Regions from separate parts of the Homo sapiens genome. Here all the other regions are linked to region 1. The links are chromatin contacts, found by Hi-C or POLR2A ChIA-PET in ENCODE. All regions are on one chromosome and are shown on one strand. The core of a region is the stretch at or near the end of the contact, and the rest is flanking DNA. Distances in the headings are between cores, read along the strand shown. Region 1 holds the start of PHF12 (PHD finger protein 12). Region 2 holds the start of TAOK1 (TAO kinase 1). Region 3 holds the start of SPAG5-AS1 (SPAG5 antisense RNA 1).

The links. Hi-C counts contacts between places; a loop is a spot of excess contacts on that map. ChIA-PET counts read pairs that join two places held with the same protein, here RNA polymerase II (POLR2A). Pooled maps may share reads with other maps.
Region 2: a loop to region 1 is called in a map of naive thymus-derived CD4-positive, alpha-beta T cell, with 29 times the contacts of the local background. The contact joins the promoter of TAOK1 here to the promoter of PHF12 in region 1. A Hi-C loop is called at or near these places in 1 of 168 maps with a recorded cell type or tissue (naive thymus-derived CD4-positive, alpha-beta T cell), 4 of 37 single-sample maps with no recorded cell type and 11 of 50 pooled maps. POLR2A ChIA-PET finds 5 or more read pairs at or near these places in 2 of 52 experiments (IMR-90 and activated T-cell).
Region 3: a map of naive thymus-derived CD4-positive, alpha-beta T cell shows a loop between it and region 1 (10-fold over the local background). The contact joins the promoter of SPAG5-AS1 here to the promoter of PHF12 in region 1. A Hi-C loop is called at or near these places in 1 of 168 maps with a recorded cell type or tissue (naive thymus-derived CD4-positive, alpha-beta T cell), 4 of 37 single-sample maps with no recorded cell type and 12 of 50 pooled maps. POLR2A ChIA-PET finds 5 or more read pairs at or near these places in 4 of 52 experiments (CD4-positive, alpha-beta T cell, CD4-positive, alpha-beta memory T cell, K562 and 1 more).

Annotation. Positions count from the first base shown.
Region 1 is chr17:28,949,542-28,954,216 of GRCh38, forward strand. It overlaps PHF12 (PHD finger protein 12), which reads right to left and starts at 1,977. Exons shown (of 15, transcript NM_001033561.2): 1 at 1,354-1,977; 2 at 524-705. The coding sequence starts at 1,419. It overlaps LOC105371716 (a long non-coding RNA gene), which reads left to right and starts at 2,061. Exons shown (of 5, transcript XR_001752822.2): 1 at 2,061-3,867. RefSeq lists enhancers at 1-478, 2,219-2,268, 2,369-2,778, 2,480-3,101 and silencers at 9-268, 1,779-2,048.
Region 2 is chr17:29,388,443-29,393,117 of GRCh38, forward strand. It overlaps TAOK1 (TAO kinase 1), which reads left to right and starts at 1,921. Exons shown (of 20, transcript NM_020791.4): 1 at 1,921-2,582. It overlaps MIR4523 (microRNA 4523), which reads left to right and starts at 2,220; the gene lies at 2,220-2,288. It also overlaps the pseudogene RNU4-34P. RefSeq lists enhancers at 1,477-1,716, 1,837-1,926, 3,087-3,326 and a silencer at 1,967-2,436.
Region 3 is chr17:28,597,133-28,601,807 of GRCh38, forward strand. It overlaps SPAG5-AS1 (SPAG5 antisense RNA 1), which reads left to right and starts at 2,001. Exons shown (of 3, transcript NR_040012.1): 1 at 2,001-2,114; 2 at 2,566-2,723. It overlaps SPAG5 (sperm associated antigen 5), which reads right to left and starts at 1,893. Exons shown (of 24, transcript NM_006461.4): 1 at 1,764-1,893; 2 at 1,378-1,503. The coding sequence starts at 1,814. RefSeq lists enhancers at 1,555-2,099, 2,324-2,403 and a silencer at 1,804-2,113.

The DNA of each region.
Region 1 (4,675 bases), core at 727-3,226:
AACAGAGAGGCAAAGAAGAGGCGGACTCGAGAGACACCCTCCACGATTTTTTCTACAGCCACAAGCGCCCGGTTGCCGGGGTCTGGACCAGGGCAACTCAGGTGGCCGAGGGCTCCACGCACCCACCCCGAGGAGATCCCGGCCGGGCAGGAGCCCCGAGGGCAGCGGGCGCGCGGGCAGGCAAGCGGCACTGGGCCCGGAGCTCCTCCCCTTCCTCCCCCGCCACTGCCGGCTGTCCCCGGCCGGCTCTGTCCCGGCTCCCCAGCGACTTCCAATCCCATATGGGGTTCTCTTCACTCGTCCCAACCCCCACCTCGGGGTCCGGACCCACCGCTGCTCCTCCCCGCTAAACTGCCAGAACCCGGCGGACACCTGGGGGCGGGGAGGTGCTCGCCCCGGCAGCTGCAGAAAGTCAGCTAGCGGCTGCAAGCGCCCGTTATTTCGGCAGTCAGGGGCAGGCCGGGTGAAGGAATGCGCAGAGAAGGGTCCGCCAAGAAGCTCCAAAAGGGTCCCCAGACCTTACCAGCACTGGAGGTGGAAGGCAGCCGGGCAGTGGTCGCAGCACAGGAGATCTCCACCTTCCTTGCAGCTATCGCAGCTGTCGTGGTTGGTGGCCCTGCCGCTTCTCCGGGGCTCCTTCTCAGGCTTCCGACTGCGCTTTTCTGCCTCGTCCGTCTTGGGGGGAGCCAGCAGAGCTTGGATTTGCTGCACACACATACAAACGGCGTGTGTGCACACTCGGAGCTCCCGGGCGGTCCGTCGCCCCCCCGGCGCGGTTTCTCCGTCACCCACCCCTCTCCCCCCTTTTGTCCTTCTTCCTCCCATCCAGGCTGCTCCCAGAATCTCTCAGCCCCCGGAACCAGGGGGAGCCCACCCTAACCGCGTTCCTGCAGCACAACAACGAGAACAGCTTCTTCCAAATGGGGAGGATCAAGGGTAGGGGGATGGGAAGAGGGTGCGCGGTTCCCTTCTTGCCACTTCCTTGTATGGACAGTGGGGGACTCCAAAGACCCGCTCGGGAGAGGCCCAAAGCCCGGTACCCGGACGTGCTGGGGGAAGCACAAAGGGGCCAACAAGAAGGGGGTGGGGAGGCCTGCCGGTGCAACGAGATGGAGTGGGCTGGCGCCTCGGGAGAGCGAATCGAGGGCGGCGGGTAGGTGAAACTGCTGCAAACGTCCTCGGAGGCTGAGCTCAGCCCCCTAAATTGCAAAGAGGGGAGGGAGAGGCTAGGTGAGGAAGAATCCCCCTCCCTCGGCCATCTAGGCGCTTCGAGTTTAGGACTGGCTTTGTGGGGCGGAGGGCGGAGGTTCCCTCCCGGCGCTGGAGGAAGGAGATGAGGAGGGCCACTCTTACCTCCATCAGCCCCCCTGATGTGTCCAAGTCGTACACGATCGTCTTGGTCTCCATTTTCTCCCACATTCATCCACCTCCCGGGCTGGGTGCTCTCTGCTCCGGCCCCCCCAACCCCGGGGGGAGGGGGGAGGTGAGGGGAGGGGGCGCTCCTGACCCCGGCCCCGCTTTTTTCCCAATACGGGTCCCGACTTCCTCGCCCTGGCTCCCCCCCACCCCCCGGCCCCCAGTCCCCGGGACGACAGCGTCCTCCCGACGGGCCGCGAGGGGGGAGCGGCCCCTCAGTCCCGGCCCGGCTGCTGGCTGCACAGTGGGTCCCGGCTCCGGGGGTCAGGCCTCGGCGGGGCCTAGTCCCACAGGCTAAAGCCGGCACTGGCGACAGCCGGTCCGGCCGGGAAGGCTGGCGGGCGCTGCCATCCCGGGGCTGGGGGTATCGGAGGGGGGGTGAGAGGTTACGTGAGGTTGTGGTACGTGAGGTGACTGGGGGGAGGGTGATGGGGGGTGGTCCCCGGGCTCCGCCTCTCGCCGCCGCCGCCGTCTGCGTCCCGGCTGCCGCGCACTTGGCGCAAACTTACCGCGAGCGCCCGCAAAGCCACCCGCGCAGGCGCCCCGGGATCGGCGCTCGCCGCGCGCAACCGCAGTGACAGCCGGCGGCCTGGCTCCCGCGCAGCCGCGGTGAGGGAGTACCCCCCAGCGCGCAGCCGCGCTGGCATTCGTCTGGAGGACCGAAGCCCCACCTTTCTGCCCTGCGCCAGCGCACTGAGACAAAAGGGCGGGACCTGAGGTCTCGCGCAGGCGCTTGAGAAAGCTTGTAGGGGTCAAGGCGCAGCCGCAGGAAGCTAGGGACTGTTCATCCATTGGTGTTTGTGTGCAAACTAAGACGACTCTGTTCTGCGCAGGCGTGTTGGGGGTGCTCCCCCTTCCTCTCCATAACACAGACGCCTCCCGCGCAGGCGTATTGCCTTCCGCAGGCCCTCACAAGAAAGCTGCTCCTTTCGCCATTTTGGTAATGGGATATGGGCTATCATGCCCTTGGAGTCCTCAGGCATGAACAGAAAGGAGCAAGGTGTGGTGTTGGATGGAGCTGGTCGCCTGTCGGTGACAGCAGTATTCCTAGGGATGTTGTACTTGACCGTTTGGTTCTACCATCGGGTGTGGCTGGACCAGGCCACCATATTGGTAAAGAGAAAAGCCATTTGAGACAGAAAATGACGCTTTTGGAGGCGTGTGGGATGACTGTGGTTCCTAATTCTCTCCCGCTCCTGACAGATAATTTTATCAGTTAATTGTATCCTCAGCATCCCTGCCTTGCGTGGTGGTGGCACTGGAGAGTTCCGCCTGCCCGTTACCACCCTCTCTTCACCACTGTCCCTGAGATCTGCTCTTCAAGAGGAAGCCTAAAGTGGAGAGTTTGTAATCCTGACAACGCCCAGCTACCTGCGTACCCCGGACTCCAACTCCCAGTTTGCAACGCCAAAGGGTCTAAAGGGCGAACGGGGGCGCATTGCATCCTGGGAGCAAGAATCGCGATAGGTCTGATGGATTGTGGGAACTGTAGTTCCATGTGCGTGCGATGCACTCTATGGTAGGATAGACCCGGGGAAGAGTCATTTGCCGGCCAGGAAGGGATACTTTTGAGAGCGTCAGTGCTGCATGCCGGGATTTGTAGTCTGAGGGCCCGCCTCGCATTCTGGGCGGGGATTCATGCTCCTTTTCAGGGCGCCCGCTCCTCCCCTTGGTATTGCCGTCAGAGATGGGCGGTTGGTTATTGCTGCCTGATGGTGGATGAAGCAGTGGAAAAGAGAATTGTATCGTTGTGCTTGACACTAGGGGTTTAGTTGGAATTGTTGCTTCGTAGCTGTGCTCGGCCCACTTTTAATGTTAAGGGACACAGCATTCTCAGAGTCGTCAAACTAGCAAGGGTTTAGAGACCATCTGATTTAATCCCCTCTTTTCCAGATGCACAGGGAGGCGCAGTGATTTGCCTAGGTCACATAGTGCATTTATGGCAGACCTAAGAATTGGATTTCTTGATTCTCAAGCCAGACACTGTCCATTACACTATGTCGACTGTGTCTAAGGAATTACTATGCTTGCTTTGGGGACAGTAAGGAGGATGAGTTAGACAGAGTGGGGATGTCAGTGTATGGAGTCTTAGGTTTCTGTTTTCCTGACTTTTCGCTTTTCTGATGACCCTCTTGGTGCCTGGAAAGAATGATAAGGTCATGGATGGTGGGGTGGAGAATGTCATGTGAATTGGCTGCCCTCTGCTTTCTACCATTCTGAGCCAACAATAAACTTCAGGAGCTGTGGACCAGAGATGTGGCCATCAGAGAGGGGAGGGCTGAGCTAGATTGTTTGTATGAAAGAGGCAAGATTTTCTATCTCCTATGGCTATATTTTATGTCACAGGCTCTCAGAGTTTAGAACCTCATGTGCCCTCTCTCTTTGGCTTTTTTTCCTACTGCTCAGGGCCCAGCTGTGCTGCTGTGTTAACCTGGAGGCATTATGGAACAGGTAAGTAAGCCATTGGCATCCATCCACTGGACAAGGCTTTGCTTTGATCAACACCATCAATTGCAGCTGATAATAGGAACTATGGGCTAATGAGGGAAATAAGACTTGGCTCTGTTGACAAGAGCCAGGGAAACTTCACACCTCTTCCTCTTGGAACTTGCAGGATGAGGTTAGGCCAGTGGGGCCAAGGAATGCTCCCACCTTGGAGAGCTCCCGCCCTGACAGTTGAGGGGGGATTGAGGGGCGAGCAGGTGGGATACAGACGCCTTTGGAAGTGACCTCTTGTGGCTAATCTAGGCACTGCACTCTGCATGGACAAGAGCTTCTCCATCCTTCAAGGTGGCTTGTGCTAGAGCCAGGGGTAGGCAGCATGAGTGGTCAAGACTTCCCTTTTGGAAGACTGTAGAAGCAGAAGGTGCTGGTTGCTGCTATTATTTCTTTCATGGATTTTTCTCTACTGGTTTCTGAGCTCCCATAATTTCCTGTTGCCTGCCTCTTGCTGTCACTCTTGGAGAGCAGCAATGCAGGGCACACCTCTCAGCATGGAATGTGCATACTGGGGGCCAACGCTGGGCACTTTCCATCTTTGTAGGTGCTGGGGCCCATAGGGAAGGGGCAAACTTGAGCACATCCTCCCAGCCACCTTTTTCCAGAGCCCATGGTTAGGGCCTTTGCCTAACTTAGGATCCAAGCCCGTAAGCTGCATTACCACTGCTCCTGACAATCTAAGGGTTTTGTAAGGCCAAGCCAGATTAGGGCTTCATGTTTTGGGGATCAGTCTCTGTTTCCTATTCTAATTTCCCAAGCC
Region 2 (4,675 bases), core at 671-3,170, 440 kb after region 1:
TGGTTATTGTGAGGAGTAAATAAGTAGAGTGTTTAGAACTCTCTCTGGCATATAATCAGCACTCAATACGTGTTAACTATTTCACTATTTTTGTTATCATCATCATCAAATTTCAGAAACTTTGTGCAGTGGCAGTATTGTAGCCAATGAGATTTATCCGAGGTGTGATTATTGCTCATTGAAAAATCATAGGCTGGGCACGGTGGCTCACATCTGTAATCTTAGTACTTTGGGAGGCCGAAGCAGGTGGATCCTTTGAGGCCAGGAGTTCAAGACCAGCCTGGGCAACATGGCGAAACCCATCTCTACAAAAAATACAAAACTTAGCCAGCACGGTGGCATATGCCTGTAGTTCCGGTTACTTGGGAGACTGAGGTAGCAGAATCATTTGATCCTGGGAGGCAGAGGTTGCAGTGAGCCAGGATCACACCACTGGATTCCATTTTGGGAGTTCAATATATATATTACATTTTTGGGAGAAAATAAGAAAGTTTCTTTCCCAAAAAGCCAGAGAAAATCTTATTGTACCCATTGGCTCTAATTGGATCATGTGCCCATCCCTGAGCCAGACTAGAGGAAGGTCATACATACACTGTATACACGGATTGCTTAGGTCTGATCAACATGCTCCTTCCTTGGAGCACAGATCTACTATGGCCAGCCTGGTCTCGAACTCCTGACCTCAGGTGATCCGCCCGTCTCAGCCTCCCAAAGTGCTATAATTACAGGCGTGAGCCACCGGGCCCGGCCCAGAGTTAATTTTTATTCATGAAACTCATATAACAGGTTTATTTATTTCAGTCGTTTTGTTGGTTAAAGAACCAAGATTTTTTATGACTACACTTTGTGTACACTTTTAGGTTCTCTCTTTTTTTTTTTTTTTTTTGAGACGAGTCTCATTCTGTCGCCCAGGCTGGAGTGCAGTGGCGCAATCTCGGCTCACTGCAACCTCCGCCTCCCGGGTTCACGCCATTCTCCTGCCTCAGCCTCCCGAGTAGCTAGCTGGGACTACAGGCGCCCACCACCACGCCCGGCTAATTTTTTTCTATCTTTTAATAGAGACGGGGTTTCACCGTGTTAGCCAGGATGCTCTCGATCTCCTGACCTCGTGATCCGCCCGCCTCGGCCTCCCAAAGTGCTGGGATTACAGGCGTGAGCCACCGCGCCCGGCCTTACACTTTTAGGTTCTTGAATAAGTACTGAGGGAGTTTTCCCTAAAAAAAAAAAAAAAAGTTTTGAGATAAAAGAATAAAAACTCTACTTCTTCTTTGCATAGGAGTCTTTAGTTTGTTTGCTGCTCTTGTTCCAAAACTTCTCATTACTCAACCTACTAAACCCACAGACACTTTTCAAGAAGTTATCTCTTTTCTACATCACCAATATATAGGGTGGCTTAGATCTGTATTTCCAAGTCTTACTGTCGTTCCAAGAATTAGTATCAACTATTAGAATCTCAAAAACTCAACTGCATACTGATTGCGCTGCCCAGTGTACCTCTGAATCCCACGGGGGAGGGGGTGTAGAACCGAGTTGTGCAGGAATGGGATATTCCACACTTCAGGGCAAACTTATTCGCAGGATCAGTGGCGGGCTTTGGAGGTGGGAAGCAGGAAGGAAGGGGAATGCAGATAAACTCTTCTTCTTCAGATCTCCGGGGTGAAATGAATGCACCTGACGCCCGCGTGGCATTAGAAGCTCCGCGAACTCAGTGAGGCCATGCTGGACAGAGGCTGGAACTCCGGGCCACCGGGACAACTCTGCCCGTAGCAAGCCTTGCGCGCTCCTGTGAGGGCGCGCGCGCGCGCATGTAGTCGTGTCTCGCGCAGGGTCCGGCCTGTCAGGCGGAAAATCTCGCGAGATCGGAGACGGGGGATGACGGTCTGGAGGAGGGGAGTGGTGTCGGGTAAAGGGGGGGAAGCTGGGCAGCGGCCGGGCTCTGTGGCTTCAGGGCTCGGGGAGAGAGAGGGAGGGTGGCAAAGAGACTGAGTCGGTGCCGCCGCCTGCCTGAGGAGAGAGGAGGGGTCCCGCTCGCCCTGCGCCCTTCGCGGGCCGAAAGCACTAGGCACTCGCGAACATCTGAGGCCTCCCGGCCCCGGGGGACCCCGCCCCGCCGTCCGCCGGCCGGCCCGCGGCCTCTCTTCCCTTTGTGAGCGCCTCCTTACCAGGGGTGGTGTTGGTGGCGGAGGGCTGCGCGTGGGCCCGCCCGCCGAGGGGCCGCGGCGGGGGACCGAGAGGGCCTCGGCTGTGTGAGGACTAGAGGCGGCCGAGGCCCGGGCCGGTTCCCCCGAGGCGGCGACGGAGACGGCTCCCGGCACTTCCCCGCGCCATCTTAACTGAGCCCAAGCGCTGAGGGCGCCTCCTCGACCCCGGTCGTCCCCTCGCCCCCCCCCCCACCCCCCGCCGCCGCCGCCCCTTGTTGCAGAGCTTGGGCTGGGCGGCTTGCTGGGGCTCGGGGGTGGGGGGCGGCGATCTGTCGCCGGGCCCCCTCCTCCTCCTCACTCCTCACCCTCCAGGGTAGCGGCTACCGGAGCGCTGCAGGGGGCTGCGCCTGCCTGCTCCGCCCCAGACCTGTCGGCGAAAGGGTAAGGGCACCTCTGCTTTGGGAAAGGGGGATATAGAGGGGGGCGGGGAAATTCGGCCCACTCGGGCCTGTGTGTGGAAGAAGGGATGTGGGAGTGGGGTGGGGGAGGGAGAAAAGGAGGGTCTGTGATTCTGTGGGTGGGGTGAAGAAGCTGGTGAGCTGGGCGCCCTCCGGTTTTAAGGGGCGAGAGCAATTCCATTCCTTTTTCCTGAGGGTCACCGGAAGGGGTGGTGGAAGGGGGATGTTTCGAGGAAGGTGTGGCCCTCACAGGGAGACTGGGTTGATGTGCACCCCGGTTTAAAGGCGCGAGGTCCCCTTCCCCTCTGGTGCCTTTGCTCCTCTTCTCCTTTGTAGTGTCTGTGTATTCTTGGGAAGGGAGACTGCTCTGGGTGGCTTGCTGGGTGGATTCCACCCCCTAGCACAGGAAATCTATACCCCTCTTCTGTAGGGGCGATGGAAGCGTTTCTCTCCCCGTACCCTTCCCCCTTCCCCATCCTCTAGTCTACTGCAATGCTGCAGAAGTCCAAGGCAGTTTCTTCATACACAGACCCATGTATACACAGAAGGGAGGGGGAGCAGGAGAGGGAAGTAATGGCGCTTCCCTTGAAAAGGTTACTCTTTTTCCTTTGGTTTTAAATCGACGACAGTATCGTTTTAATACTCTTCCCCTGAGATCTGTCCATGGGAAGTGTATCTGTTCTGGTGTTATTGTTGGGGGATATGGCCTCTCGAGAGGGACACCTCTCCTGTTAGAACAGTTTTGATGTCTCTCTTTTTGAGAGATGTCTGGATTGACATTTTTTGTGAGCAGGTTGGATTTTAGTTAGAATTCAAATAAAATAATTTTGTACCTCCTCATCCTCATTTCCCTTTTCTTTTTCTATGACTTTTGTAGTTCATGAAGAATTATTGGCCTGGCGCGGTGGCTCACGCCTGTAATCCCAGCACTTTGGGAGGCCAAGGCGGGCGGATCACGAAGTCAGGAGATCGAGACCATCCTGGCTAACACGGTGAAACCCCGTCTCTGCTAAAAATACAAAAAATTAGCTGGGCATGGTGGCACGCGCCTGTAGTCCCAGCTACTCGGGAGGCTGAGGGAGGAGAATCGCTTGAACCCGGGAGGCGGAGGTTGCAGTGAGGCGAGATGGTGCCACTGCACTCCAACCTGGGCGACAGAGCGAGACTCCGTTTCAAAAAAAAAAATTATTAACAATTATTACATACAGACAGCCTGTCTGATTCAGGGCATTTCTCCCTAAGCTGTGAATTTTTAGGGTTGATACTGTTGTGTATAATATTGAAATTGGATTTTTTTTAAAATGGTAAGGTTACAAACCTTTCTGCAGCTGTTTCTTTGTTCTTATTAATCTGCCTAATTATTCTATGATCTATTTTCTGTAGTCAGTCATTTTTCACTTCTTTTGCTACCTGTCATGTTTGTCTGAAAGCAGATCATCTTATCTGGTTTACAGTAGTACTTGTTGGTTTTGTTCTTAGTTGAGTAGAAATAAAAATTTAAACATTCTGGAAATGTGCTGCCAAGTGCTTTTTGTGACCAAAGAGTAGTTTTCAAGTCTCCATGTACTGATGATACATTTTTTTCAAGTGTTTAGTAAATACTGGTGATGTGATTTCAAAATATTCCACATATGACTATTAATAGAATTAATTTTTTCCCAAAGTGAAGAAGAAGACTAAAATGTGTACAGATAATGAGTTGTCTTTGGTGTATTTAGTGTTTTCAGCTCTACTTAGTGACTTATTTTTAAATACTTCAAATGCCATCTACATTTTATGTTGTCATTAAATGTTGTCCAATAGAGCTTTTTTGGTGTGTTTGTTGCATTTTGAAACCTGTTTTAAGATAGGGATTTAAAGGTGTTAGTAGTAGCGCTAGGCACTAACTTAGTTTCTGTCATTTTATATCATGATTTTGATGTAGGAGACATGGTATGTTAAATAAGTTTTATTTTTTTTTCTCAGAAGATGGAATTCTCTTTTCTTTATTCCCTTTTAATGGTCATCTCAATTCATTGAAATAACACTATTCATTTGAGTATTTATTTCATGGGACAAAGCTGCATGTTGTTGATA
Region 3 (4,675 bases), core at 751-3,250, 350 kb before region 1:
CAGGCCAGGCACAGTGGCTCACACCTGTAATCCCAGCACTTTGGGAGGCCGAGGCGGGCGGACCACTTGAGGTCAGGAGTTTGAGACCAGCCTGGCCAACATTGTGAAACCCTGTCTCTACTAAAAATACAAAAAATTAGCCAGGCGTGGTGGTGTGCACCTGTAATCCCAGTTACTCAGGAGCCTGAGGCAGGAGAATCGCTTGAGCCCTGGAGGCGGAGATTGCAGTGAGCCAAGATCACGCCACTGCACTCCAGCCTGGGTGACAGAGCAAGACTCCGTCTCAAAAACAAAAAAATTCAATTCTTCAGTCACCTCAGCCACGTTTTAAGTGCTCAATAACCATGTGACTAGTAGTTACCATGCTGGACAGCACAGATTATCAAATATTTCCCTCATCCCAGAAAGTTCTATTGGACAGTAGGTATTTTGCAACTCTTTCAAGAAAGACTGCTATGCTATCATCATACTTCTGTTACTCAGGATGTCATCTGTCTATACACTCTTCTTTCCTCCTCATACCTATTTTATTGATATCCCATCTCCTTCCAAAAATAATTCATATGCATGAAAATGAATAGATACGATTAATGAAATAACAAAGTCATGGTCAAAAAAGAGGAAGCAAAACTTCCTATACAGCTATAACAGTAGCTGTATGTGATGATCCAGTTTGGCCTTGAGCTTTCTAGAAGGCAGAGCAAGAGGGAAAATATGGTAAACTACATAGTTCTCATTATCAGAAAGAAAAGGATAGCAATTTCTTCAGGAAGACAATTTTTCCAGGCAGTTAGTCCTAAAGCCTTTCTTGGAGGAATCTTATACAGGAGTCAAGCTGCTTCCTTGACAAGTTTTGACAGCAACTGAAATGCAGTTTCTACATGGCTACGTCTCTCAAAACGTTTAACAAAAGTACAAATCAGTGAGGGCAATTCTGCAAGGAGCTAGTTTAAACTAAGGTGATTCAAGTACCCTACCTTCCAGTGGTGTAACTTGATCCCAGGAGAGTTCTAACTACCTCCTAGAGTAAATGGATATTGCCTCAATCTTGCAGGTGACTGACCTTTCCGTAAGTGACCCCATGTTGGAGGAAGAGCACTAATCAGGGTGGTAGGATTTCTCAATAGTTTGATAAAGGTCGAAGGGAGGAGGAGGAGGTAATAAAAACTAACAGCTAAACAGAGATTCAAGTTCTCACTGGATTTCCTTTAACCACCCTAGGGCACCTCTCTGTTGGCCTGAATAGCTGTAAATGGATGTCACCGACGTAGAAGACTTCATTATCGTTATTAATTATTGTAGCCCTGGCCCTCTGTTCCCCTGAGCTCTCACCCTGGGCAAACAGCCCAGTCGAGAAGCTGTCCAGGCGAATCTCACCTGCAGCCCCAGCTTGCACAGTGATGGGGTCAGCGAGGAGCAAGCGGGGGATCTTTTTCCAGAGTTGGTGAGGGCACCGGGCTGCAGGGTAAGTTCACGGAGAGGAGTTCTCATAGATGGTTTTCCCTGAGAAAGAAACCAAGAAAGAGGGCGAGTGTGAGGAAGCCTGGGTTCTGCCAGCCCGCCCCTCCTCCCTCCCTAAGAAGCCCAAAATGCGATTAGAAGAGTACGCTCGCACCCTAGTCGCGCAGGAGCAGCAAGGCGAACAAAGACTCCACAAGCCCCCAACCCCGGGCTCGACCCAACTTTCCAGGACAGTAGACACGGCCGGTGCCCCCGCGACAGCAGCCCGGCCCAGTTCTCTCCGCCAGAGATCTCCCGCTTACCGTCTGGGGCGAAGGCGACAGGCTGAGGCTCAGTTTTTTCACTCGCCACATCTTCAACCAGAAGGCAGGCCTATCACGTCTCAGACCAAGTCGAGGACGCCATGTTCACCCGCCGTCTGTGTTTGAACCTGCTCTGCGCTTCCTGGTTGGCTGCTTCAGGCGCGCGCGTACGCTCGGGGGTAGAGCCCGGGGGGCGGGGCCCGCGTTGACCACGCCCCCGGCCCTGCCTGCCCCTCCGTTGTCGAGCGTTTTCCGCTGACGGAGCCCTCACCTCAGACACCGGCGGTAGGGCTGGATGCGGGCCCGGCCCAGGACCGGTCTTCTGTCCTCACACCGGGGAGGACCACGCAGGTAGCTGGAGAGTCCAGGAGTCCATCCCTCCTGCTTCCAGCGGACCTCCTCACATCCATGGTGTTCATATCCAAGTTGTCTCCGTGGATGGAGAAGAGGAATCCTCTCCCTAGGTCTCCCTCAGTCCTCTCCAGCCGCAGCCTTGACGGGAAAGAGCCGGCCAGGGAGTCTAGAAGCCGAAGCGGTGCCGAGCGGCTTCCCTAGGCTTGGTGGGCCCGCGTCCGGGACGGCCCGGGCCGTGGTTCTCGACCTGGGCTGTAATGTCTCCAGAGTTTCTGGGCTTTTCCTGGGACTTACTCAGGCCGGCTACCAGTTTACTGGGCTAACCGCCTACATGTATTGAACATTGAGTGTGTGCCTGGCGCTATGCCGAATGCCGTGTAGTAGCTCATTTAATGCGCATAAGGACCTACGTAGTGAGAAATACTATAAATATCCCCATTTGTGACAGGAAGGAGCTGAGTCAGAGAGACCGTGTGTAATTTGCTCAGCGTCACACAGATAGTAAACGGCAGAGCCGCTCTTCCTCCCTGTCCCGCCAGCTCCTGCCTTCTGCTGTCTTGGATCTCCTATGCACGGGAAACCTGTTGAAGGTAGGACAGCCGAAAGGTCAGTATTCAGAGTGAGCCGTTTGCGAAGGTGTGTGTGCTTTGCACACTCACGGCGCCCTGTTTACACTCTGCAAGTCTTAATACATAGGGGGAAAGCAGCAGTCCAAAGAGGAGGAACTATGATGTTATAAACTGCAGCGTCCTCAGGGACGGGCTCCTCTAGCATTGTGTTGTCCAGTACGTTAGCCCTAGCCATAGTGGCTTTTGAGCACTTCAGATGTGACTAGTCCCAGTGGGAATGTGCTATAAATGTAAAACACTGTACAAACTGGATTTCAAACACGTCGTATGAAAAAAAGAATGCAAAATATCGCCAGGTGCGGTGGCTCATGCCTGTAATCCCAGCACGGAGGAGACAGAGGCAGGAGGATCCTTTAAGCCCAGGAGTTCGAGACCTGCCTCGGCAATATAGTGAGACCTATGTCTACAAAAAAAAAATTTGGGCCGGGCACGGTGGCTCACGCCTATAATCCCGCACTTCGGGAGGCCGAGGCAGGCGGATCACCTGAGGTCAGGAGTTCGAGACCAGCCTGCCCAACACGGCGAAACCCCGTTTCTACTAAAAATACAAAAATTAGCCAGGTGTGGTGGCACACGCCTGTAATCCCAGCTACTTGGGAGGCTGAGGCAGGAAGAATCTCTTGAACCTGGGAGGCGGAGGTTGCAGTGAGCTGAGATGGCACCACTACACTCCAGCCTGGGTGACAGAGCTAGACTCCGTCTCAAAAAAAAAAAAAAGTTAAGCCAGGGGTGGCAGGGTTGGGGGCACACACCTATAATCCCAGCTTGGGAGGATCGCTTGAACCTAGTTCAAGGCTGCTGTGAGCTATGATCATCCCACTGCACTCTAGCCTGGGCGACAAAGCAAGACCTTGTCTCAAAAAAAAAAAAAAATATATATATATATATTTTTTTTTTTTAATACTGTTTACATATTGAAATATTTTAGGAATATTGGGTTAAATAAAATACATTAAAATTAATTTTCTTTTGAGACAGGGTCTTGCTTTATCACCCAGGCAGGAGTGCAGTGGTGCAATCATGGCTCACTGCAGCCTTGAACTCCTAGGTTCAAGCAATCCTCCTGCCTCAGCCTCCTGAGTAGCTGGGACTACCGGCATGTGCCACCACGCCTGGCTAATTTTTTATAAAGACAGTCTCTTGCCATATTGCCCAGGCTGGTATTGAATTCCTAGGCTCAAGCGATCCTCCCATCTCAGCCTCCCAAAGTGTTGGGAGTACAGTCATGAACGACCCCACCCAGCCTTTTTAAACTTTTTTTTTTAATCTAATTTTTTTTTTTTTTGAAACATGGTCTGGCGCTGTTGCCCAGGCTGGAGTGCAGTGGCACGATCTCACCTCCCTGCAACCTCCACCTCCTAGGCTCAAGCGATCCTTCTGCCTCAGCCTCCCAAGGAGCTGGGATTACAGGCATGTGCCACCACGCCTGGCTAATTTTTGTATTTTTAGTAGAGACAGGTTTCACCATGTTAGCCAGGCTAGTCTTGAACTCCTGAGCTCAGGAGATCCACCCGCCTCAGCCTCCCAAAGTGCTGGGATTACAGACATGAGCCACTCTACCCGGCCCCTCTTTTTACTTTTTGAATGTGGATACTAGCAAATTAAAAATTACTTATGTGGGCCAGGCACAGTGGTTTGGCTGATCTTGGCTCACTGAAACCTCTGCCTCCCAGGCTTAAGCAATCCTCCCACCTCAGTCTCTTGAGTAGCTGAGACCATAGGTGCATGCCACCATGCCCAGCTAACTTTTTGTGTTTTTGGTAGAGACGGGGTTTCACCATGTTGCCCAAGCTGGTCTCCAACTCCTGAGCTCAAGCTGCCTGCCCGCCTCGGCCTCTGAAAGTGCTAGGATTACAGACGTGAGCCACTGCACCTGGCCTATTTAAATTTTTTTAAAAAAGCTTTGACAACATTTCTACATTGAAGACT